2 separate regions of the Homo sapiens genome follow, and region 2 is linked to region 1. The links are chromatin loops, found by intact Hi-C in ENCODE. Cell type or tissue: Calu3. All regions are shown on one strand. Links, peaks and the distances in the headings refer to the core of each region. The heading gives the core; the rest is flanking DNA. Region 1 overlaps ZNF385B (zinc finger protein 385B). Region 2 overlaps ZNF385B (zinc finger protein 385B).

Region 1 (12,875 bases), core at 3,235-11,234:
AAAGAGAGAAGGGCCTGCCAAATGCTTGCCTTTCCGATGGAGGTTAGAAACTGGCATTGACAAATGGCCCTCATTTTTTCACCTCACCTCAGTATGTCAGGTCTTTGTATTCAAGTGCTATCAACTCCTAAAGGAATATGAAAGACCATTTTATCTTTTGAGAGACCCTAAGCATGGGGCAAGTTTGTTTTATTTCACAGATTAAAGAACGGGACTTATTATTAGGAGAAAATAGAAGTTAAATGTTCATAGTACCCTTGATCTTCTTATGAACAGAAGACTTGAAACAAGCCTGGGCTTGGAGGGAATTTTTTAAATCTTCTCTTTTTTCCTGTGCTTCTGGGAGTGATGTTTAAGTTCTGCCATCTGTAGGACATGTGCATTTTAAACCTTTTACTTAGAGCTTCAGCTTTTTGGGAAAGTTTTTATTTTTGTTTATGGTACCTAAACAACAGAAATTAGCCTCCATCTGAGATAGTCTCTGCATTATTAAAATGCAGCTTGTTGTGCAGTGTTTTAATGGGCTCTTTAAGGTCTTTACATATTAATGTTATATACCAAGAACTATTAAAACATTCCAAATAAAACAGATTCATCAGTTAAGTGCTCTGTTTTACTGTGGTCATGAACGAAAAGGACAAACTAGTTATCGTCATGGTCACTTAAAAAATTGTAATCTATTCCAAAGACAGTTTTCTCATAAAAAGCCACTTAGTCACATAATTCTGGGGAAGTCCTAGAGAGTTTATTACTCTCTCATTTTTATTCATATGTTTTAGAAGCCAAATAAATTAAAACAATTTAACCTATTATAGGTTATTTTATGAAATATTTAGAGTAACTTCTTAATCTGAGACAAGTATTTCTTCTGCCAACAAGAATGTGGTAACATATTAGTTTGTCTTCAGCTGGTATGTATTTAAAGATTTTGAAGGCCTTTAAAAATACCTAAGTGCTAATTGGTAAGGTCAACCAGGTGGAAGGGAGTGGGGAGTAGGGAGGAAGGTGAATATAAAGTAAAATTATACATAATTTTTTTTGTTTGTTTTTTTGAGATGGAGTCTCACTCTGTTGCCCAGGCTGGAGTGCAATGGCATGATCTCGGCTCACTACAACCTCCACCTCCCAGGTTCAAGCAGTTCTTCTGCCTCAGCCTCCTGAGTAGCTGGGACTACAGGCACGTGCCACCACGCCCGGCTAATTTTTTTGTATTTTTAGTAGAGACAGGGTTTCACCATGTTGATCAGGCTGGTCTCGAACTCCTGACCTCGTGATCCGCCCGCCTCGGCCTCCCAGAGTGCTGGGATTACAGGCATGAGCCACCATGCCCAGCCAATAATACATCATTTTAAAATGATCTAGCTCACTGTTTCTTTCAACCAAAAAAGAGTAATAGCTCCTCATTAAATATTTACTTAAATATTTCACATTAAAACCTTCTTGAACCAAGTTGGCAACCTACAGAGCTGGGCCCTGGGTGCCCTCCTTTTAAGTCAATGGGGTGGCAGCCGAATATAACACAAGAGCTGTAAGTCAGGCAACAGCTACAGCTTCTATTCTTCACTTAGCCACTCATTAGATGAGTGACCTTAGGCGAGTCATTTAGCTTCTTTCGGGCCTTGTTTCCTTATTGGTAATAATAGAGGCTTAGACTAAATTCCTTTAAACAGATACTACAGGGCTGCTGATATGCCATGTTTTGGTGAGACATAAAAATGTAAAAAGCAGCCCCTGTCTTCAAGGAAGTGACAGTTTAATAGAAAAGACATCTATAAAAACAAATGCATGCAAAAAAGTGGTTTCGAGACTGTTACATAAATTTGTACTATGTACATTGGGGGCACCAAAAGAAAAGTTGTCAATCCTATCTGGGTTTAGGTGAGAGAGATGAAATTCACAAAGACTTAACAGATGAAATGCTTGAACTGAGTTTGAATGCCACTACCCAGATGAACATGGGGATGGAAACTATAAGAGCACCCGTCTATAGAAGTGAGTCAGCATAAAGCCCCAGGACCTAACAGTGGTCCTTTATGGCTGGAATATAAGTATAAGATAAAATATGCAAAGGATCATTGGAACAAATGGAAAAGTCTTTCTGTGACATAAGGATTCCAGAATTTGTGAGACGCTATGACAGGGTTCTAAGTAGAATTTGTGAACTGTTCGTATATGTGTTCTAGAGAGATCATTCTTGCAAAGTATGGCAAAGGCTTGGCAAAGGTGAGCAAGGAAACCATTCAGGAGGCTATTACAGAGGTACATGGAAGAGATGATAAAGGTCACAGTGTAGCCATCGAGTAGAAGGAACAGAACTATAAGATGTGAGGAAAGTGATTCCTATCAAATCACTGATTAAATGAGGGTTGAGGGAAGAGGAGGAAAGTCTGTAACATCCTTTCAGTTTTCATCTCCCATGAGTCAATTATTCCAAGACTGTTAGATTACATACTGAAACCTCTCAATTCAAGGAAGGATTTTCATAAACACACTTAATGGAAATATATTTTTAGATCTTGACAGATATAATGGCATATTGTTTTGAATTCATTGCTTTTCAACTTTGGAGTCATTCTCTTTTTAAAGGGAGCCCTATAATCATAGTGCAGAATGAGTCAGGTATTAAAGTTAATTTGTCATTTAGAAGACATACCGTAGGCAAGTAAATAGGTACTATAAAGACACCCTGAATCATGTGGTGCTCTGTTAAAAGGCAAAAACAATCCATTGGTGCTTACATTCAGAAATTCCATGAGGTAGGTCAATATAAATACCCAGGAGACTCTGAGAGCCAGAAACAAGAGCAGCCTCTAAACAGTATCCACATAACCTGAAGACAGAACTCATGCTAATGTTTTCCTTTTTTACTCTGGGCACATTTGTTACTTATCCTACCATAAGCACTGTCTTTACATCATTCCATTACTTTCTGCCAAATGTCTTGAAGGTATCTCTCTTTTATCCCATGCCATTGATTCCAGCCCACTGTAAGCTGGCTGCCACCCAGAACATACCAATAAGGTACTTCTGGCAAAGGTCACCAATGTCTTCCTAATTTCCAAATCCAGTGGATGTGTGTCACTCCTCATCTTACTTGACCTTTATGCTATGTTATGAAACTCTCCTCATTTGCTCTCTGTGTGTGACATCAGGACTGCCCTGATTTTCCTTCACCTCTGTCTCCCTTGTCACTGTCAGGTCCATGGGCTCCTCTTTCAAACACTACACTCTCCCTGGGTCATTTCATTTATACATATGGCATCTATATATAGGTGGTGTTCATTCTTCTGGCCTGAGTCATGCCCCTATGTTTCAGAAATGGAAATCTAACTGTCTTTTGGACATCTACACCTGGTTGTCCCTCAGGCAACTCAAATTCAACATATCCAAAACTGAACCCCTTCTTTCTTCTCCTCTGCATTCCTCGGTAGGCATATGTAGGTTTTCCTACTTACCTCATGCATACTTCCCCACTCCATGCCTTCTAAGCCACCTTTAGTCCTCCAGATATGTTGTACTCATTATAAACTCTGAGTCTTTGCACATGCTCAGAGGCCTTCCTGATACACATATGAAATATATATTTTCTTCATCTGGCTGAATTTTATGGAACTTTCAGGCCTTTGTGAAGGTGTTGCCTCCTTCAGAAAACTTTCCTGCCCCTAGACTCATGTTGTTCGATGCCCGTCTTTCTTTTGTCATTTTATAGTATTTTATACTGCATTGCAGCAGTTCTCAGTGGCTTAGGGAGTGAGAGGATAGGTGGTAGGAGGATTATTTTGCCCTCCCCACCCCACCAGGGACTTTTGACAATGTCTGGAGATATTTTTTGTTATAACAAGGGGTTAGGATGCTAGTGGCATCTAGTAGGTAGAGGCCAGGGATGCTGCCTACATCCCTATAATATTCTACAGTGCATAGCACCCCACAACACTGAATTATTCAGTTCAAAATGTCATTAATGCCAAGGTTGAAAAACTCTGCTCTAATGTAATTACCTACTTATTTTTCTGTTTCTCCCAGTAGACTATAAGCTTTTGGAAAACAGGGACTATGTCTTCTTCAACAATGTGTACACAACAAGTAGCAGGTTGTTTGGCACATGGCAGATGCTCGGTAAATATGAATGTATGAACTGAGTGGGTATGTTGATGGATGGTTTGAATGGTTTTTCATTCTGGCCCAGAGAGAAAATGTATAATTTATATGTGGACTGAGGGCAGTAAGATCTGAGGTTTCACTCCTGAAATGGCCCTGCTGCCAGTTCCACTGTTTGAGATACTGATCATGGGGATAGTAGGAAGACTGAAACTATGGATGTGTGTCTCTATTTTGTTGTCTATTTAAGGATATATAATTGTATTTATTTAGATATTTACCTGTATTACTTGCTGAGTGAGGTATAACTATGTACATGTTTGTATCCATTGCTAGTAACCACTAATAGGTCTGAGTACCTATTATATGCAAAATATTTTAGCATGCTGTTATGGGAAAACAAAGTTTGGTTTAAATTCTGGCTTAGTTTGAAAACTGAGCCATATAACCCTAAGCAAGAATCTTAGCCTCACTAATCTTCAGTATTCTCAACTAATAAGCATAGAGTTGTTTTGATGATTACATAAATGAAAATATATAAAGTACTTAATATATAGCAAGTCCTCAATAAATGTTACTTCCTTCTGCCTCTTCTCCAAACTCTCTATATTAGTTAGAAATTGCATTTGACACAGAAGCACAGCCCTGATAATAATGGCTTAAATTGATAGTTTATTTTTCTCCCACATAAAAGAAGTCTGGAGGTCTGAAATACAGGATTGCTTTGATGACTCCTCAGAGTCATTAAGAAATCCCAGCCCTTTTTAGCCTCAACATTTTACTATGCCTAAAGTGTGACCGTGGTACTCAAAATGCCTGTCATGTCTATGTGGCAAGCAGCAGACTATAGGACAGGGTGAAGAAGGTCATGCCTCCTCTCTTTGAAAGAACCTTCCAGGTGGATCACCTGAGGTCAGGAGTTTGAGACCAGCCTGACCAACATGGTGAAACCCCCGTCTCTACTAAAAATGCAAAATTAGCCAGGCGAGATGGCTCATGCCTGTAATCCCAGATAATCAGCAGGCTGAGGCAGGAGAATCGCTTGAACCCAGGAGGCAGAGGTTGCAGTGAACTGAGACTGCATGACTGCACTCCAGCCTGGGCAATAACAGCGAAACTCCATCTCAAAAAACAACAACAACAAAAAATATTGGTTTCTTAATGACAAAACTACCATGATAACATAAGATGTTGACATTAGCAGAAATGAGGTAAGGAGTATATGAGAACCCTCTGTTTACTATCTTTGTAATTTTTCTATAAATTTAAAATTATTCCAAATTACAAAGTTTATTTTTAAAATGCAAATTACTGGCACACATTGAAAACTTGTTAATTTTTGTAGGGCATTATCTATAGTGGATGCATTTGAGTATAATCTCCATGTGTGTAGGGACTTTGTCTAACTTGTTCCTTGATGTCTCCTCAAGAACTAAAGGAGTACCTAAGGATAATACCGGGGAAGAGAGCGCACACTCAAAAAACCCCATCTGATCTGTTTCTGAGTTATCGTGCATGCTCAGTGTATTATTCTGTAAATTGTTATAGCATCCTGACTAGCAGCTCTCCATTTCATAGTCCAGGAGAATCAGCATACTTTTTCTCCATAATTTTCCTAATGGAACATTTTATGAAATATAAGTCCTGGAGGAGCTGGTAACCAACTGCTAGACACTTTATTAGAAAAATAAGGGTCTGTAGCACTAATGCTAATCTAAGGAAATTAAAGTCTTTTTATAATCCTGTGAGATTAATAGATCAGGGGTTGAAAACTGCACAGTTCTAATTTTCTATAAATTAGTCTTTTCTCTCTATTAGTGTAAAAAATATCTAATGAGAAAAGTACTTGATTTAAAAACCAGCCTCACCACTTACTACCGAAGTGGTTATGAGGAAGTTTTAAAATCTCTCTAAGCCTAAATTTGCTAGCAAACTTGGAGTAGTGAGACTTTACAAGGCATATGTACAGTCCTCTATTAATGAAAATACAGGATAGTTTACTATAACAAGAGCACAATAATAAAGTGGTTTTCATAAGACAGAGGCTTGTTTCTGTCTCACCTAACAATTCAGAAATGGTATTACAGCTTATCGGGAGCCCAGTCTACTCCATGTTGTTGCTTAGGCACTTCTGGTGTGCACTTCCACATTCCAGATTACAGGAAGGAAAAAAGGAGGAAACACACCTTTCTAAGGGCATGACCTGGAAGTTATCACTTCTACTCATATCCCATTGGCCAGAACCCAGTCATGTGGTCCCAGCTAGCTGCAAGGAATTCTGGGAAATGCTTTCTGTATCTGGGAAGCAATTTGCTGAGCTCATACTTCTGATATTTTGGAGATTGGAAAGACAACTAGCAGTGCCTACCATAAGTACCTAGAGTAGTGCCTTACATGGAATAAATGCTCACCAAATGACATTCTCATTAAATCATCTGGAAGATAATTAGTGTGAAAGGAATAGGTAAGGAGAAACGTTTTACCAGCTATGACTTTTAAATCACTCAGAATTAAAGATAGACCTTCCTAGGAAACTATGTTTGCATTTGAAAATTTGCTCATCTTCTTGTAAATTAAAACACAGCTTTACAAAAAATAAGATCTTCTATTCAGCCTGAGGAAAATAAGCTGCAGAAGTAATTTTTTTAACTGTACTTGTTTTTATATGTAACAACTAGTTTCCCTTCTAGTTCAGGAAACTCTAGTAGAATTAGAAGGAACCATGCTTGGTAAAAAAGGAAAGATACAAAGTAAACTGTTACTTATTTTTAATGTAGAAATTCTTTTGTTGCACAGTTGTAAATTCTGTAATCATAATTTTGCTCCTGTCTACTCTTTGCATGGATTCAGTTTCAAGCTTTTGCCATAATTTGTATTTACATACATGGGACTGCACCTTTAAGGATCTATTTCCATTTTTCTTGGTTTGGTTTAATTATTTCCTAAGGATATTTACAGTAACCTGCTGAACTTGGACAGTTTCATTCCAGGGAAAGTAGTTTATACTGAACCCCATTCATGCTAACCTTGCCTAGGACATTCTTACATTCCATAGGCCACAACTCCAGGTTGTCAGCCCCTCATGTGATTTGTCAGACCACACTGCTCCCTAGCTGGCAGCTCGACAGAGTTCAGTTGGCCCTGCTCTTTGCAATGTGACGGATGAACATGATACCAGCTATATTAGTTTGCTTGGGCAGCTGTAACAAAATGCCATAGACTTGCTTAACAAATTTTTCATAGTTCTGAAGACTGAGAAGTCCAAGAACAAGTCTTCAGGCAATTCAGTTTCTGGTGAGGGCTCTTTTCCTGGCTTGCAGATGCCCCCTTCTCACTGTGTGCTCCAATGTTAAGAGAGTGCTCTGATATCTCTTTCTACTTATAAGGGAACTAGCCCTATTAGATTAGGGCCCACCTTTATTACCTCATTTGACCTTTATCACGTTCTTACCTGGCCTCCTGGCCTGTCTACAAATACAGTCACGTTGGTGGTTAGGACTTTAAAATATGAATTATGGGGGTAAGGGGGACATAAATACTCAGTCCATAACACTGGTCTTTCTTTCATTTATTATGATACCCACAAAGAGTGAGTGTTTTTTCTAGTATTTTCCCTATGCCATTCTGGGCAACCTGCCTAAAGTTTTCTATGGTGGAAGATTACGTTAGTGGCTTCCTAAACTCTCTTTTTCTAATGAGATCTCTGGTTTAATGGCAGTGTTTGGACCCACAGAATACCCTGGGAGTTATAAGATGTTAAGAAATTAAAATGTGATAAAATGATGTTTGTAGAGCACTCTGCACTTTTCTTGCTTACATTATTTATTTAATCCTCATGGTAATTTGGTGAAAATGATTGGGATGGTGCAGTGGCTCTATTTTATATATTAGAAAATTGAAGTTTGGAATGTTCAATATTTCTCTAAGGTCTTAGGACTAATAGTTGATTAACACTGAGATTCCATTCCAGGCCTTCAAATTTCTAAACCACATTAAACCAAATATGAGCTGAATTTGGCTCTGGAGCCACTAAAATTTGGTTTCAATCCAAGTTCTGTCACTTATTAACAGTAAGTGGGCAAGTTACTTAACTCACTAAAATTTCTCAATCTTCTCTGTGACATGCAAATAATAGAGTCCACCTTATAGTGTTCTAATGAAAATCAAATTATATAATGCATAGAAATAACAAAACATCTGCTACATAGAAAATTGTTCAAAATTGTTGGTTATTATTTTTAAGCACATATCAAATCCTATTCATTAAATTTAACTCTGAATTTATGTTTTATTGGACTTTAGGATAAAGTGTTATTTAAATTATATGAGCTATTGACAGATCTCCAAACACTTTACAAGTTTATAAATGTTATAAAATTTATGATATGGATTTTATTGAGATATGAGCATCTTAATGATCAACATTTGTGCACATTTATTTATATATTTATTCATGTATATATTCATGCCTGGTCAAGCAACAGATTAAAGCAATTAACAATTAGCAGATATTTTAAACAGCTGTCAGTTATACTTTAAGCAAGCCAGTGGGATTTTTTAGTTATCTAACTTTGGTATGAGGTCATTTAGTTATCTAGTTTTAGATTGAGGTCATTTTGTTCTCATTAATAAAAGAAGCTGAGTTTGGTATTCTTAGTTTTTATCTCACACCAGTAAGCCAGTAACACTCAGTATATGCTAATAATTATGATTAAAGAAATATTAAGGAAACAAAGATTTAGCTGCTTGAAATTTGGTATACTGAAAAGCCTAATTAATAAAATTTTCAGTTTTTCTCCACATTAGCCAGGATTTAATCTCCATCAAAATACATATTTTTCTATTAGTCTAATTCTACAAACCCAACATAAGAGGTCATTGTCACACAGTCTTATGTCAACCATAATGACTGGAAGGTGCTCTCCTAGTGTTCCCAGATTTGTCAGGTAATTTACTGTGTATGTCAGGATAAAGTAACAACACATATTTTAATTTGTTTTGCACATCATTCCTGATTCTCATATGGAAATAATTAGGGAATTTCATGCACTTCTAGATTTAATATGAGTGTGTGTTTATGGATATATAAGTAAGAGAATGTTCAGATTTCATAGAGGAGGTCAAATAAGCTTTTCTCAGGTAGAAGAAACTATACCAAACCAAGAGTTAACACACTTGATGCAAAGTTTATTAGCAATGTAAATGTCATTACCTCTGATTCGTGATCAGCTGAACAAACAGTGAAGGGCCACTGTGACTTTCAAGCTTTAGGAACAGAATCTAATGACCTTAAAAGGCAAAAGAACTGTTTCCCACTAGGTATGGATGGAAGTGATTCAATTCTGAGCATCATCATGATTGGCAATTAATAATGCAAATGACTTGTGTTGATCCAAAATGGTTCTCAGTATCTGGGCAAGGCAACTATGAATGTGTATATGAGTGAGGTAGATTATAACAAAATTATTTTCATTCTATGCCTCATAGTCTCAGAGTGACTGTATACACATAGGCACCACACACATCCTCTAACCATCTTGATTTGAGAGGGCAAGATGAATGTGCCTACTACATTAGTTTGCTTTTGTGTATAATTGTTACAGTTTTAAGATATGGCTTAACTTGTAGTGTGTACTCAGAAAGGAGAGTTACTCATTACCTTGTACATAACTCATTTATTGCCCTTGTAACATATTTGTTTTCTTTTCCCAACTACCTCTTAAGAGCAGGGACCCTGTCTTCGTTAGAATGAACACAGGCACTGGTTCATAGTAGATGCTTAAGAAATATTTGAATGAATTTATAAATGAATTAGAGCTTCTGAATGGAAGTCTATAGTACTTAAATGTGCAACATACATAAATATAAACATTATCCAAAGAATCTATCAATGTGTATATGGATGCACAAACACACATATACATCCCACGTTCAGAGTACTGTCACTAGTTGAGGAAAGTGATTAATGTCTAAGGTGCCTAGCCAACAATAATAGCATATGATTATGTAATTAAGTAATAAGTAATTGTGAAGGAAGGAAAAACTATTTAGATACTTACTGATTGCTTAATATAAAAAATGGATATATGTTAGCTTAAAAACATTATGAGAGTTAAATATATCAGCCTATGAAAAATAACAGAAAAGCAAACACATTGACACTTATTCATAGTCATCAGTATTTTTTTTTAGTAAAGACAGCACAAACCACTAAACAATTAGTTTATTCATTGTTTTCCTTACTGTGGCCATAACTAGTATTCATATTAGTAATTTATTAGGAATACTGACACATAATTATCCAAACTTTTGTAAAAAGCGATTATAGTTTTTTTCTGATAAGAAAAAGAAAATTTTCAATTTATAAGGTTTTAATAAGCCCTTAAATTATTTTTCCCCAAGATTAATAATTATAAAGGAGCATAGGTCCACTTATCACATTTTCTACCAGAAATATACTGGGCATGCATGGGCAATGTTTCTCTTTAAAGTAGATGCTGACACTATATAATTAGAGAATTACAATAATGGGTCTTACAGAAGAAAAGGAACCATATTCATATATACTTTTTGGCATACACTATTAGAGAAACTTTATGTTTCAGTGTGAGATTTATATATCTGATACATAATCAACTTTATATCAAGTATTCTCTAATGAGTTCTAATGAACTAGAAGTAGCTTTAAATGGAAAAAATATTATTCTAGCATCTCAGAAAATAGTTTTGGCTTATTCCCTATTAATTTTGACCTTAAAAAAATAAGATCCCTTTAGTCCACCTGGGCCTGGGTGGCCTGCTTATTTTCTCATAGAGGGTTCTAAAGCTTCTTGGAAAGTCTTAGGTTTTACTCTATTAGCCCAATGTTACAGGGCTCTTCTCCATGCCACAAATATTCATTTGCAGATAATGATACTTTCTACTGCCTCAATATATTTTTATATCCAGTTTTCTCCTGGATTCCTTATATCTTATCTGAGGAATGCTTAAAGCCGTCTGTTGTGAGATTTTCCTCAAACTTTCTCTAGCAAAAGGACCGGTTTTTATCATAACATACTTAATTAACACCTTGATCAAGGAGGCAAACAGTGCAGCAGAGATTCCTGGAACAAGATGATCAATTGGACTTACCCTGTGTTTGTTGAACTGCCTGAATTTTATAAGCCCATGTGGATATGGCTTAGAGCTGAGATCCAAACAGCTCCTGCTTCCTGGTCTCTTCCCTGAATTACATCTCTGTATTATCGGTATCTCTTGCCACCAGTTTTCTCTGAAGTCATTATAGACTATATAGAATTTATGAATCATGTTCAAATTTGTTAGTCATTAAATATTTGTCCAGAACTGGGTATATGATTGTGCACTTATAGAAAGATGCTCACAGTATAATGCAGTAACTACGGTGATGTGGAATATAGGTATTACAGGAACAAAGTGAAGGAATACTTCATCCAACCTTAGTGAGTCAAAAAGATACTTCCTCTCTTAAAAATGCATAGAAATAGTCAGATTTATGACCATGTAGGCCATGTTAGTGTAAATGACATGATGAAGGTGAAGCTCCATGGGCATGGGTACCCCAACTGTCTTGTTTAGGCCACATTCCCAACATCACGCATAGATGTGGCTCATAGGCCCTAACCCTCAGGACATATGTGTCAAATGGATAAATGGAAAAAAAGGATTCTAAGTAGAGGAGTAATGTGGTTCACTTTTGATTTTTAGATACGTTGATCTGGCAGCGGCATGGGAGATGGATCCAAAGAGATTAAAACTGGAGTGAAGGAGTCCAGTAATGATGTGAAGAGATGAGGGTCTGAACTAGGACAGAAGTCAGTCACAGGGATGGATTTGAGACGTTTTGGAGGGTTACACATGTAAGACCTGGTAACTGTGTGCCTGTGGGAAGAAAAGGAGAGGTACGGGGCAAGTGTTGTGCCAGAGTTGCCATCGTCTAACTTAAAGAATACAAGGAGAGGAGTTATCTAAGGGAAGAAACAAGTTAAAGTTTTTATGCAACATATTATCATTTAAATGTATTCCAACTTTTACTTTTAAAATGAACCCTTGAGGAAATTCTAATAGATTTTTAATGAAAATCTTGTAGCACTTTAAAATTTTTAACTATCCCATGGGCATTATACCAGCACTGGGTCAAGAATATAAACTAAAAACATGGGTACCTCCCTTTAAAAAAAAACAAAAGTCTTTTAAGAATACCAAAACACTTGGGCATAACTACCACTTATTCTTCATGCAGAAATTTTGGTAGAGAGAGAACTATATTAATTCTTTCCTCCCTTTTGCTTTCTTTTTTTTCTTGATATTCTTCCCCTGGGTCTGGCATTCTGCAGTAAAGTAGGTAGAATCAGCTACCACATGGAGCCTCACTCCCAGACAAGTGGCCTTTGAAAGCTTCTCCTGTAGGAAGAAAAGCTTTCCAAGGAAAGGAGCAATGCTTGCAGGCCAATGAGAATTCCAAATAAATAGCATTTCGACTTCTGCTTCTCAATCTGGTTTTAACATTTGGTGAGGGGCAAAACAAACCCAACCAAAGTGCTATCATTCATTTGAACTTAAAGTTCAAATAATGTTACATTTAATTTGTAATCAGATCATTATAACTATAGTTGAAATATATAATTCTGGTATAGTGAAGATTTGTACGAAATCTTGTTTTTATTTTTTTCTCACTTTTTGGCACTGACTCTCTTCTTCTTCTACATATATGTTTTATTATCACAGGATGAGTAATTTTATTGTCATATCGCAGAGCG
Region 2 (12,875 bases), core at 2,971-10,970, 120 kb after region 1:
ATACTAGGTAACCCTTGGGGACATTTGGAATTAGACCAAGTTTAAATGAGGCATCTAGTTGGAGGAAGCCTAAATGGATAGACTGAAGGATTCCCAATGTACTTCAGAATCACTCTTGGGCCACCAGATGTAAAATTATGCACCTGGGGATATGGGTTAATTGTGAGTGGTACCATCGCCAACACACGAAGTCTTTATAATGACACCCTCAGTAATGCACATCTATTACCTAAAGAGTAGGGGAAATTAAATAATGCCACAGGACATTCTATGTGGAATTTCTTCCCTCCCTTCCCCTCCCCTCCCTTTCCCTTCCCTTCCCTTTCTCTCTCTCTTTTTTTTTTTTTTTTTTTTTTTTTTTTTGACAGTCTTGCTCTGTTGCCAGGCTGGAATACAGTGGCACGTTCTCAGCTCACTGCAATCTCTGCCTCCTGGGTTCAGGCAATTCTTCTGCCTCAGCCTCCCAAGTAGCTGGGATTACAGATGTGTGCCACCATACCTGGCTAATTTTTGTATTTTTAGTAGAAACAGAGTTGCATCACGTTAGCCAGGCTAGTCTTGAATTCCTGACCTCAAATGATCTGCCCACCTTGGCCTCCCATAGTGCTGGGATTACAGGTATGAGCCACCACACCTGGTGGGATTTCTTAAAGAGTATTATTACACAAGTATATCAACCATGTAATCGTTGATAACACAAATGGATATTGTATAATATAATTTAATATTGACTATATAGACCATTGCAGAGATGGGTTCTTGGGCTAGAAGCCTCTGATGAATTTCCAAACAGAATACCTATAGTTTCAAGAGAAATCTTGCCAAAGAACAGAACATGAGTTTAGCTGCAAAGAGGAATGGCTATATTTTGGTGATTTTTTTTTTCACATGTGCTTCAGATTGTCAGGCAGAGGTATATGCCTTAGCTATATCGTTATCAGAGGTACATTTTTTATCTATATGTATGTTTGTATAGGATTTATAACAAAGGAGATAATCACAGATTTGTTCATTTCATCAAACATCAAAATACTAGACCTGCCACAAAGGAATGTGTTTGTTGTTATGACCCTGTCTAGTACATCGCAAGGAGATCCACTCAAGAGAATTGTTTTAACCTCAAGTGACATTAAATATATATTGCGAATATATAGACTTGACAACAATGATATGCGTAATTTACATAGTCAACAGCTAAAATGCATTTATGTGTCTGTTCTATGTATATTTGTTTTACTAGTTATGATTCAGCTATTAGCAGTGAATTTTTCTTATATTTTTATTTCTGAGGCTAGAGAGCACTGCCTTGAATTGGACATTCCTTATTTCAGCAAACGTATTGCTCACCTATGGCTTTCTGTACATTGGGCATAAAGGTAAATCAAGACATGATTCCAGGACTCAAGAATCTCTCCTGGTAATAATTTTTAAGTGCAAATAAATAATTATAATTAATGGAAGATCATAATATAATTATGTGAAGAGGATTATAAAGGTATGGAGTAGGGAAGAAGGGAAGACATGGGCTCAGAGACTAGAATGGTCAAGATCAGTAAAGAAATTTCATGGTAATCCAGAGAGAATAGATTAGGGCCTAAAATGAGGTAGTGGCACATAGTAAATGCTGAATAAATGCTAGTTTAAACGGTGAATAAGGCTGATAGATGAGGATAATTAGTTAACTGCAGAATGTAAGAGAGAGAATTTAAGAATCATTGCTGACAGTTCTAATATATAACTGGCAATACCATCAATTGACGTGAGGACTACTTGGAAAGGCCCCTGTGTGGAGCAGCTTATACATTCAGTATCAGGCATGTTGAGTTTGAAATACCCATGAAATATCTAAAAGCAGACATCCTATAGAGTATTGGTGGAAAAGGGTCTTGATCTTGAGAGAAAAGTAGAGAATTTACCTCTTGATTTAGGAATCTATGTCAGTGTGGTAGAGGAAGTCATTGAATTGAATTAGATCATGTAATGCCCAAGAAAAAGACTAGAGTATGATCTTGAGGAATGCCAACATTTAGGGACAGGCAGAAGAATAGGAGATGGTGAAGGGGTCTAGAACGAGCTGTTGTAGAAGCTAAAGGAGAACCAGTCAGGGGAAATTTCATGAACATCAAAGGTGAAAAATATTGTGGACATTGAAGGGAAAAAGTTTCCAGAAAAAAATCATGTCCAGTTCAAGAGAAGACAGAAGAGACACCTTTGCCTTTGACAGGAGGATAAGGATGGATAGGAAGACAGGAAGCAGAAAGGCATATTTCACACACCCACTTCCAGTTCAGCACCAGAGAGAAGATAGGTGGGAAGCCCTGGGAGTAAACTGAGTTAAGGAGTGACTTTTAGAACATGGAGATTTCAGCATTTGTAGACAGAAAAAAAGAATCAAGTGTAAAGGAAGTAGTTGAAGCTATAGGAAAGAGGTTTTATCCAAAAAAGAGCCCACATAGCCAAGACAATCCTGGGCAAGAAGAACAAAGCTGGAGGCATCATGCTACCTGACTTCAAACTATACTACAAGGCTACAGTAACCAAAACGGCATGGTACTGGTACCAAAACAGAGATATAGACTAATGGAACAGAACAGAGGCCTCAGAAATAACACCACACATCTACAACTATCTGATCTTTGACAAACCTGACACAAACAAGAATGGGGAAAAGATTCCCTACTTAATAAATGGTGTTGGGAAAACTGGCTAGCCATATGCAGAAAACTGAAACTGGACCCCTTCCTTACACCTTATACAAAAATCAACTCAAGATGGATCAAAGACTTAAACATAAGACCTAGGACCATAAAAATCCTAGAGGAAAACCTGGGCAATACCATTCAGGACATAGGCATGGGCAAAGACTTCATGTCTAAAACACCGAAAGCAATGGCAACAAAAGCCAAAATTGACAAATGGGATATAATTAAACTAAAGAGCTTCTGCACAGCAAAAGAAACTACCATCAGAGTGAACAGGCAACCTACAGAATGGGAGAAAATTTTTGCAATCTAGCCATCTGACAAAGGGCTAATATCCAGAATCTACAAAGAATTTAAACAAATTTACAAGAAAAGAAACAATCCCATCAAAAAGTCAGCAAAGGATATGAACAGACACTTCTCAAAAGAAGTCATTTATGCAGCTAACAAATATATGAAAAAATGCTCATCATCACTGGTCATTAGAGAAATGCAAATCAAAACCACAGTGAGATACCATCTCACGCCAGTTAGAATGGCAATCATTAAAAAGTCAGGAAACAACAGGTGCTGGAGAGGATGTGGAGAAATAGGGATGCTTTTACACTGTTGGTGGGAGTAAAAATCAGTTCAACCATTGGAAGACAGTGTGACAATTCCTCAAGGATCTGGAACTAGAAATACCATTTGACCCAGCAATCCCATTACTGGGTATATACCCAAAGGATTATAAATCATTCTACTATAAAGACACGTGCACACGTATGTTTATTGCAGCACTATTCACAATAGCAAAGACTTGGAACCAACCCAAATGTTCATCAATATTAGACTGGATAAAGAAAATGTGGCACATATACACCATGGAATACTATGCAGCCATAAAAAAGATGAGTTCATGTCCTTTGCAGGGACATAGATGAAGCTGGAAACCATCATTCTCAGCAAACTATCACAAGAACAGAAAATCAAACACCGCATGTTCTCACTCATAAGTGGGAGTTGAACAATGAGAACACATGGACATGGGGCGGGGAACATCACACTCTGGGGCCTGTTGGGGAGTTGGGGGCTAGGGGAGGGATAACATTAGGAGAAATACCTAATGTAGGTGATGAGTTGATGGGTGCAGCAAACCACCATGGCACATGTATACCTACGTAACAAAACTGCACGTTCTGCACATGTACCCCATAACTTAAAGCATAATAAGAATAAAAAAAAGAAATAGAGAGGCCAAGTGGAAGCATACACCTTTTCCTCAGAGATGTGAAGAAAATGGGTGCAGATGGAAGAAATTGTAATATTGAGGTGATCTCATCCAGCTTCCCCATTTCTCTAAGGAAAAGGAGACCAGACATTAGCTCATAAGAGATTTGGAGCAATGGTAGGGACTTTAGAACAAGGATAAAACTTCCATGCAGAAGTTTTATCTGCATGGACTATACACACTGATTGATGTGTATATATAATCATTTTATATAATCATGTCTTTATATAATCATTTCTCCCTGTTTTATTTATTGACCTCTTCTGAGGTATATATAACTTTTTATTATATATGTTTCTAATTTAAGCAAATCTAATCCATATGAATATAGAATTTTAAAATAATTGTGTGTGATTATTGCACTGCCAAGAAAGCTCTATTTTCACAAACACACACACACACACATCTTTTAAATAGTGCGTTCAAATTATCACTAAATTTTCCAAGATCTTTATGCACATAACCTTTCAGGAAAATATCTAATAAAGTAAGGCAATCTGAGAGTTGTATCTGATCATTATCTGCAATGTTGGCCTTTTCTTCCTGCTCCTTTAGATAGGTGTAGTCCCATTACACTACAAATGAATACTCCTTTTTTGTGCATCTAACAATATAGTGATGATACTCTAGCATCTTTACATCTCTTACAACATTTTATTTTGCAGAGAACTCCAAGGTACTGAATTCATTTGTTCATCTTGCAGCCTGTGTGCTTTTTTTTTTAATCCATTAACTATCTTAATGGAATTCTACCTTAAACTTTTAAAATATATGTCATCAGTTGGTGGCTTCTATCAGTTGTATTTTGTCAAATGTGTAGGTAAGGAGGAGACGAACAAGGCAAAGGCTTAAGTCTCCTGCAGCACACCAGTTTACATACATACAGGTTTGCAGTGTGGTTTTTCCCCCTTTTGTCTGCTGTAGAGCCCCCTGAGCTTTTCAGCTTTATTTCTCACAAGACTGCACAATTGGAAGAAAGTAGGTACTCTGACTGATGCCCATTAATTTCTTATTATTTAGAAAGTGGAAAGATAAAGCAGAGAATGATTTCAGAATTCCTTATCAAAGTGAGCTAACTTGGTTTAATGAGTGTTAAACAGTAATATGGGCATTGCTTTGTTTTTTGGAATAATAATGAGATGTTGTACAAGGTGCTTGTGAATACAGGAAAGAATGTGACCATCAGTCCTTTCACTGCATGCCTCTGTTTAGTGCAATATTAAGTATAAAAAGGAAAAATTCATTGTATTAGTTGACAAGCATTATTCTTCAGAGACCTCAGAAAGCACAAAGTGCAATTCTATTGAAATTGTGGCCTTGGTGACCTGAGAACTTTTTTCAAGTTTTGGGGCTTCTTTGCTATTCTGGAAGGCTTATTTCAGAAGATGTCAACAGGTATCAGTGAGCCTAATGAGTCCTCCCTGATAAATGGCATGGATTTAGAAATTCACAGGTCCTGGGGAGTGTGGAATAGAATTCATGACCCTGGCCTCATTATCTGAGCTTACTTCTTACAACTATTACCTTTCCATTGCATTTTCCACCTGAAGCCCTCACTTCACTTTTACAGTGTTCTTGGTTCTTAAAGTCAATAAGAAAAGGGTAGTATTTTGCACATGTAAGCATTAAGGTCCCAATCACATAAATCACTTGCTTAAGATGACTCAATCAGTCAAAAATGGAATTAGAAATAGCCAGGTTTTTCTGGCTAAAAGGCCAGGAAGTTTTATTAGCATCCTAAATACTGTTATCTCAAATCTTAGTAAATGACATCACCCACTATTTTTCAAGTGCTCATGCTAAAACCATGGTAATGAGACTTGATTCCTCTCTTTCTTTAATGTCCCACACCTAATGAATAAGTCTAGTTGGTTCTACATACAAATATATTCTGAAACCACTGCTCAATTCTCTACCACTACCACCTTTGTCTAAGCAACCATTAGCTCTCTCATGGGCAACTGCAGTCGTTTCTTGACTGATCTCCTCATGTTTATCCTTTCACAGTCTATTCTCCACGCAAGAGGCAAAATGGTCTTATGAAGACAGGAATCAGATCATCTCTCTCCCCTACTCAGCAAACATACTTATGTTACATCCAAATTTCTCTCATGCTCTACCAGGCTGTATGTGATCTGGTGCCTCCAACTCCTCCACCTCACATCCTGCAATCAGACCCCAGTCTCACTGACTTTCTTGTCCTTGTTTGTTCCCGCTTCAAGGTTTTTAGACTTACTATGCTTTCTTCCTGGAACACTCTTTCTCCCAGAACTCCTATTATTTCATTCACATATCTGTTAAATATTGTAATTGCCTAACAGGTTCATCTTGCTTGCTGCACAGATAAAACCAATCCACTGAGAGCAGTACTGTGGTAGGAAAAGTTTAATAGTTGCAAGGCTAGCCAAGTGAGAGGATGGGAGTAATTACTCGAATCAGCTGCCCTGAAAGCTTGGAGGTTAGAGTTTTTCAAGGATAGTTTCATGGGCAGGGGGCTAGGGAATGGGAAATGCTGATTGTTTGGCAATGAAATCGTAGAGGTATGGAAAACTGTCCTCGTGGCTGAGTCAGCCTCTGAGTCAGGACCACAGGACTGGTTGAGTCATGAGTCATGGGTCTGAGTGGAGTCAGTCAGTTGAAAAGTCTGAAAAACATCTCAAAAAACCCATCTTAGGTTCTACAACAGTGATGTTGTCTATAAGAAAGATTGGGAAAGTCACAAATCTTGTAACTTCTGGCCACAGGACTTCTGAGCAGTAAGGGATTGTAGAAAAGCAAGCTAAGAAACAATGGCTGGTTATCGTTTAACTACACCTATATCTTAGCAGAATTCAGGCCCCTTTAATACTCTTAATCTTATCACCTTTCAGTAGACTTACAAAACAAGGCAGGGAGGGTCAATTTTAGGGAGGAACTATTATCATCCTTGCTTCAAAGTTAAACTGTAAACTAAATTCCTGCCATGGTTAGCTTGGCCTACACCCAGGACTGAGTGAGGACAGCCAGCCTGTGAGAATAGAAGCAAGATGGAGTCAGCCATGTTAGATATCTCTGTCTCAATCTTTGCAAAGGAGGTTTCAATATCACCTCTTCAGATAGGCCTGAGCTGACTCTTTACCATGACCAGCTTTATTTTTCTTCTTAGTGCACTTACTACTATGAGACATTATATATTTTTTTTTCTTTTCTTTTCTTTTCTTTTTGAGACAGAGTCTTACTCTGTTGCCCAGGCTGGAGTGCAGTGGCAAGATCTCGGCTCACCGCAACCTCTGCCTCCCAGGTTCAAGCAATCCTCTTGCCTCAGCCCCCCTAGTAGCTGGGATTACAGGCACGTGCCACCATGCTCAGCTAATTTTTGTATTTTTAGTAGAGACGGGGTTTCACCATGTTAGCCAGGCTGGTCTTGAACTCCTGACCTCAGGTGATCCACCCGCCTCAGCTTCCCAAAGTGCTGGGATTACAGGCGTGAGCCACCACGCCTGGCCGCTATATATATTTTTTACATATATAATTTATATATAGTTTTATATATGTTTTGAATATATGTGCTTTGATATTTATTACATATAATAAAAGTTTATGCATTTATTATTATAATGCACATTTTTTATTTAATAAATAGACTTATAAATTAAGATTTACATTTAAATTAATTAAAATACATTTGTATATATAAATCCACACACACATACACACACACACACACACACACACACACTTATTTTCTCTCTCCCCCACTAGATGATTAATTCCACTGAGTCAGAGACTTGGTATTTTTACTGCTAACTTCCATGCCTGATATAGTATATAGCACATAATAGGTGCTCAATCAGTAGTTGTTGAATGGATGGATGTTTATTTCCTTAGGACAGATTTCTAGAGGGAGACTTTCTTGGTGAAATGATATTAATTTCATATATTGTTTAACAACAGTTATACTACTTTTCCACTCCACCAAGCCCAGATGCCTATATTGTATCTGCCCCACTTATTGTAATTTCTAAATCTTTGCCATCTCTCAGAGGCAGAAAATGATACTTCTTAGTGGCCTTAATTAAACCAACTTAATAAACCAAGACATACATTATCAAAAACAAAAATGCAAAGAAATTTTTATCTAATATAGGGAATCAGAGACCTCCTTTTGAGTGTCCATTAATTCTTCTGGGAATCAGAGAAGACCTGAAAATTCAGAGAAAACACCTATGCAAAATTTTTCTTAAAAGAAGCTTTTGAAGACTATTGTCATTTACTTTCTTAGGTACATGCAAACTTGCAACTATAGGGGAGGAAAAAATAATTTTCTCTCCTTCTGAGTTCTTGGTTGGGACCGATCCCTGTAACAAAAGACAGATTAACATGAAAACAAAGAAGTTTATTAACATGTATACCTCATGTATTGATGGGAGGTACCCAGAGAAATGAGTAAATCTCCAAGAGGTGACTTTGAATTCAGGCTTAAATACAATCTTAAGCTATAACAAAGAAGGGTGTAGGGAGGCCAGTAATGAGGAAGTAACTAGGAAAAACACAGTAAACAAGGGTAAGGTTTGTTAAGTGGATTTAAATCAGTGCCTTCTCCATTTACTAAGAGTGTCTGGAGGCTAGAGTCATTCCTTCTTTTCTTGGTAGAGTGAGGGAGACACCCCAACAGATAAGAGGTTTTTTTAATAGATATATACTTCTCTTACAAAAGAGTGACCTCTACTCTGGTTTCAGAGCTTCTGTAGCTGCTACAAGGATGACATACTCTAGGCCTGCTACACAACCATTAAAGAATCACATCAAAGCAGACTTATTTATCTGGTTCTCTACAAGACGTGCCTGTAATATTCTGTATTAGTCCATTTTCATGCTGCTGATAAAGGCAATTTATAAATGAAAGACATTTAATGGATTTACAGTTCCACATGGCTGGAGAGGACTCACAATCATGGCAGAAGGCAAGGAGGAGCAAGTCATGTCTTACATGGATGTCAGCAGGTAAAGAGAGAGCTTGTGCAGGGAAACTCTCCCTTATATAACCATCAGATCTCGTGAGACTTATTCACTATCACGAGAACAGCATGAGAAAGACCTGCCCACGTGATTCAATTACCTCCCACTAGGTCCCTCCCACAACACATGGGAATTCAAGATGAGATTGGGTGGCGACACAGCCAAACCATATCATATGGTATGCTTTCTATGGCATCATGTAACTTAGATATACGAAGATATTACCATCCATTCACCTTTAGTCAACATGACAAACATTCAAGAAGGTATTTCTAAAACTAAGCATTCTTAGTCTAATATTCCTTAAAACAGAAGAGCAATAAGAGCACTGGCTCAGGGTTCGGGAAGCCTTTGTTTGAATCCATGCTCTATCATTTATTGAATGACTACAGGCAAGTTGCTTACTCTATTTAAGCCTTGGGGCTTTGTCTTTTTAAACAATTGGGGTTATCATAAGACAACATTTAGAGAGTGAAAAGCATGCCACAACCTGGAAGATGACTTGTGATGTGTATATCTGACAAAGGACTCCTGTTCAGGCTATATTTAAAGACTTCCTATAAATCAATAATGAAAAAGCTGACAACCCAGTTTTAAAAATGGGCTAAAGATATGAACAAACGCTCACAAAATATACAATTGGCCAATAAAAAAAAGAAAAGGAGCTCATTATCACTAGCTATTGGGGAAATACAAATTAAAACCACAAGAAGATACCACCACACCTCCACTAGAATGGCTAAAATCAAAAGGACTGACAATACTGATACCATGGATTAGACAAGATGTGAAACAATTGAAATTTTCATACATTGCTGATAGAAATATATATTGGTACAATCAGTTTGGAAGACTGTTTTCAGAATCTACTAAAGCTAGATATGAATATCTTGTGGCCCAATAATTCTACTATGTATATATACATAACAAAAATGAGTATTTATGTCTACCAAAAAACACTTAAAAGAATGTACATAGTAGAATTATTCAAAATGGCCAAAAACTGAAAACATTTTAAATTTTCATCGGTAGCAAAATAAATAAATAAATAGTGGCATACTCATACAATGGGGTACTACCCAGCAGTGAAAAAATATCCTTCTGTCTATAATAATACAGATGAATCTTACAGACATAATGTTGAGTGAAAGAAGCCAGACACAAAAGAAATATATTGTGTGATTTCCTTATATGAAGCTTAAAAATAGATAAAACTGATCTAGGTTAATAGAGGTGGTTATCTTTGGGGGAAATCTCAACTGGTAGGGGTTCAAGGGAGCTTCTAGGGTGGTGAAAACACTCTATATCATCAGGTGTATTGTATTTACGTGAATGTATACATACATTAAAATGTATTAAATTTATATATTTTATAGTACATGCTATATCGCAATTAAAAGAAAAAGAAAAAAGTTTAAAAGTACAGATAGTAACAGTTTCTATCTCATAGTGTTTGAAAAATAAATTAGATAATGACTATAAATTCTTAAAATAGTGCTTGGTCTATAGTGAGTGCTCAATTACTATGAGTGGTTGATTTGTGATTATTATTGTTACATTTACCATTATTGTAAGATATAATTGCCTGGAACAGCCATTAGGCTAGTATTTTTGCTCTGCGTAAAGCAAATTTTCAAATAATGACTGCAATACTGATTTCAGCTTTTAAGAACAATGGTTCAACCAACTTAACATTATTAGGTTTGTATAAAGGAAGTTTATTATTATAAAGTTTTTTACTTTAGTGTACAATGTTTTAACATTTAAAACTGTATTTAAGATTTTTGTTTCCTTTCAGAGTAATAAAAATTTTTAAAATTACGTTGAGGTACAAAGCATCATTAATCTTACAAAACAATATTCTTCTGTTTTAGTGATAAAATAAATACCAATCAAATTAACAATGAGATACCATATTATGTCTGTTGGATAGGTAAAGGCAATAGATAATTAGGCTGATAAAGGCACAGGGAAGCCATGATCTTTTGTGACACTCCTAAGAGTATTCATTTGTATGACCATTCTGGAGGGCAATTTGGTATATGCATCAAAAGCTCAGAAATGTACACGATCTTTGTCCCAGCAATTTTTCTTCAAAGTTCATGTCCTGAGGAAATTATCAGATGAGTTTTCAGAGATGTCTGAATATAATGCTGTTTATATAACTGGTTTATTGAATATATGAATTCAATGAGGTACAAACATGATAGCCTTTACAGCCATGTGTTGCTTAACAATGCAGATACATTCCGAGATATGCATTTTTAGGCTATTTTGTCATTGTGCAAACATCATTCAGTGTATAGTACTCACACACATCTAGGCAGTACAGCCTACTACAGGCCTAAGCTAAATAGTTTTAGTTCCTTCTCACATTGTTAATAAAGACATACCCGAGACTGGATAATTTTTTTTTTTTTTTTTTTTTTGAGATGCAGTCTCGCTCTATCTCCCAGTGGCACAATCTTGGCTCACGGCAACCTCTGCCTCCTGGGTTCAAGAGATTCTCCTGCCTCAGGCTCCCAAGTAGCTGGGATTACAGGCATGCGCCAACATGCCTAGCTAATTTTTTTTTGTATTTTTGGTAGAGACGGGATTTCATCATGTTGGCCAGGCTGGTCTCATACTGACCTCGAGTGATCTGCCTGCCTCAGCCTCCCAAAGTATTGGGATTACAGGTGTGAGCCACTGCGCCTGGCCGAGACTAGGTAATTTATAAACGAAAGAGGTTTATTTGATTCACAGCTCAGCATGGCTGGGGAGGCCTCAGGAAACTTACCACCATGGTGGAAGGGGAAACAAACATGCCCTTCTTCACATGGTGGCAGCAAGGAGACGTGCCGAGCAAAAGGGGGAAAAAACTCTTATGAAACCATCAGATCTCATGAGAACTCACTCACAATCATGAGAACCAGCAGCATGGAGGTAATCATGCCCCCATGATTCAATTACCTCCCACCGGCTCCAGCCCATGACACACAGAGATTATGGGAACTATAACTCAAGATGAGATCTCGGTGGGGACACAGCCAAACCATATGAACTATTTAGCTCCTATGCTACACACCTATATAACAGGTTACTGTACTAAATACTGTAGGCAATTGCAACACAACAATAAGCATTTGTGTATCTAAACATAGGAAAGGTACCATAAAAATATTGTATAAAAGATAAAAAAATGGCATACTTGTATAGAGCATTTACCATGAATGGAACTTGTAGAGGTGGAAGTTGCTGTGGGTGAGTCAGTGAGTGAGTGGTGAATGTGAAGGCCCAGGACATTCCTATACACTTACTGTACTAGGATATTACTGTAGACTTTATAAGCACTATATGCTCAGGCTACACTAAATTTATTTTTAGAAAAATTCTTTCTTCAGCAATAAATTAACCTCAGCTTAATGTAACCTTTTTACTTTATAAACTCCAAATGTTTTTAAACTTTTGACTTTTTTGTAATAACACTTAGCTTAAAACATAAACACACTGTAGAGTGCTACAAAAATTCTTTATATTCTTATTCTCTAAGCTCTTTTCTATCTTTAAATTTATTTATTTATTTCACTTTTTACACTCTTTTATTAAAGACTATGACACAAACACCCATATTAGCCTAGGCCTACACAGGGTCAGGATCATTAATGTCACTGTCCTCCACTTCCACATCTTAACCCACTGGAAGGTCTCCAGGCACAATTACACAGTGGAGCTGTCATAAATGATAACAATGCCTTCTTCTAGAATACCTCTTGAAGAACCTGCCTGAGGCCATTTTACAGATAACTTTAATTTTTTTATAAATGGAAGGAGTACACTCTAAAATAATTATTATAAAAAGCATAGTATAGTAAATATATAAACTAGTAACACAGTCATTTATTATTATCAAGTATTATATACCT

The links. A loop is a pair of places that touch in the nucleus more often than their neighbours do. Peaks named below come from ENCODE experiments on the same cell type or tissue, not always from the same donor. Only the 100,000 strongest peaks of a DNase experiment are listed, where the experiment ranks them.
Region 2: a loop joins it to region 1, with 4 times the contacts of the local background. A loop is called at or near these places in 1 of 110 quality-filtered maps.

Annotation. Positions count from the first base shown.
Region 1 is chr2:179,575,216-179,588,090 of GRCh38, reverse strand. All of the region lies in intron 3 of ZNF385B (zinc finger protein 385B), which reads left to right. Among named protein-coding and RNA genes, the nearest start is that of MIR1258, 280 kb to the left of the region's middle. In Calu3, for the core only: no CTCF peak of the experiment used is centred there; DNase peaks (open chromatin) are centred at 7,200 and 8,130.
Region 2 is chr2:179,454,404-179,467,278 of GRCh38, reverse strand. The region is part of intron 6 of ZNF385B (zinc finger protein 385B); the gene reads left to right. Among named protein-coding and RNA genes, the nearest start is that of SESTD1, 200 kb to the right of the region's middle. RefSeq lists an enhancer at 6,144-7,343. In Calu3, for the core only: no CTCF peak of the experiment used is centred there; DNase peaks (open chromatin) are centred at 6,548 and 6,948.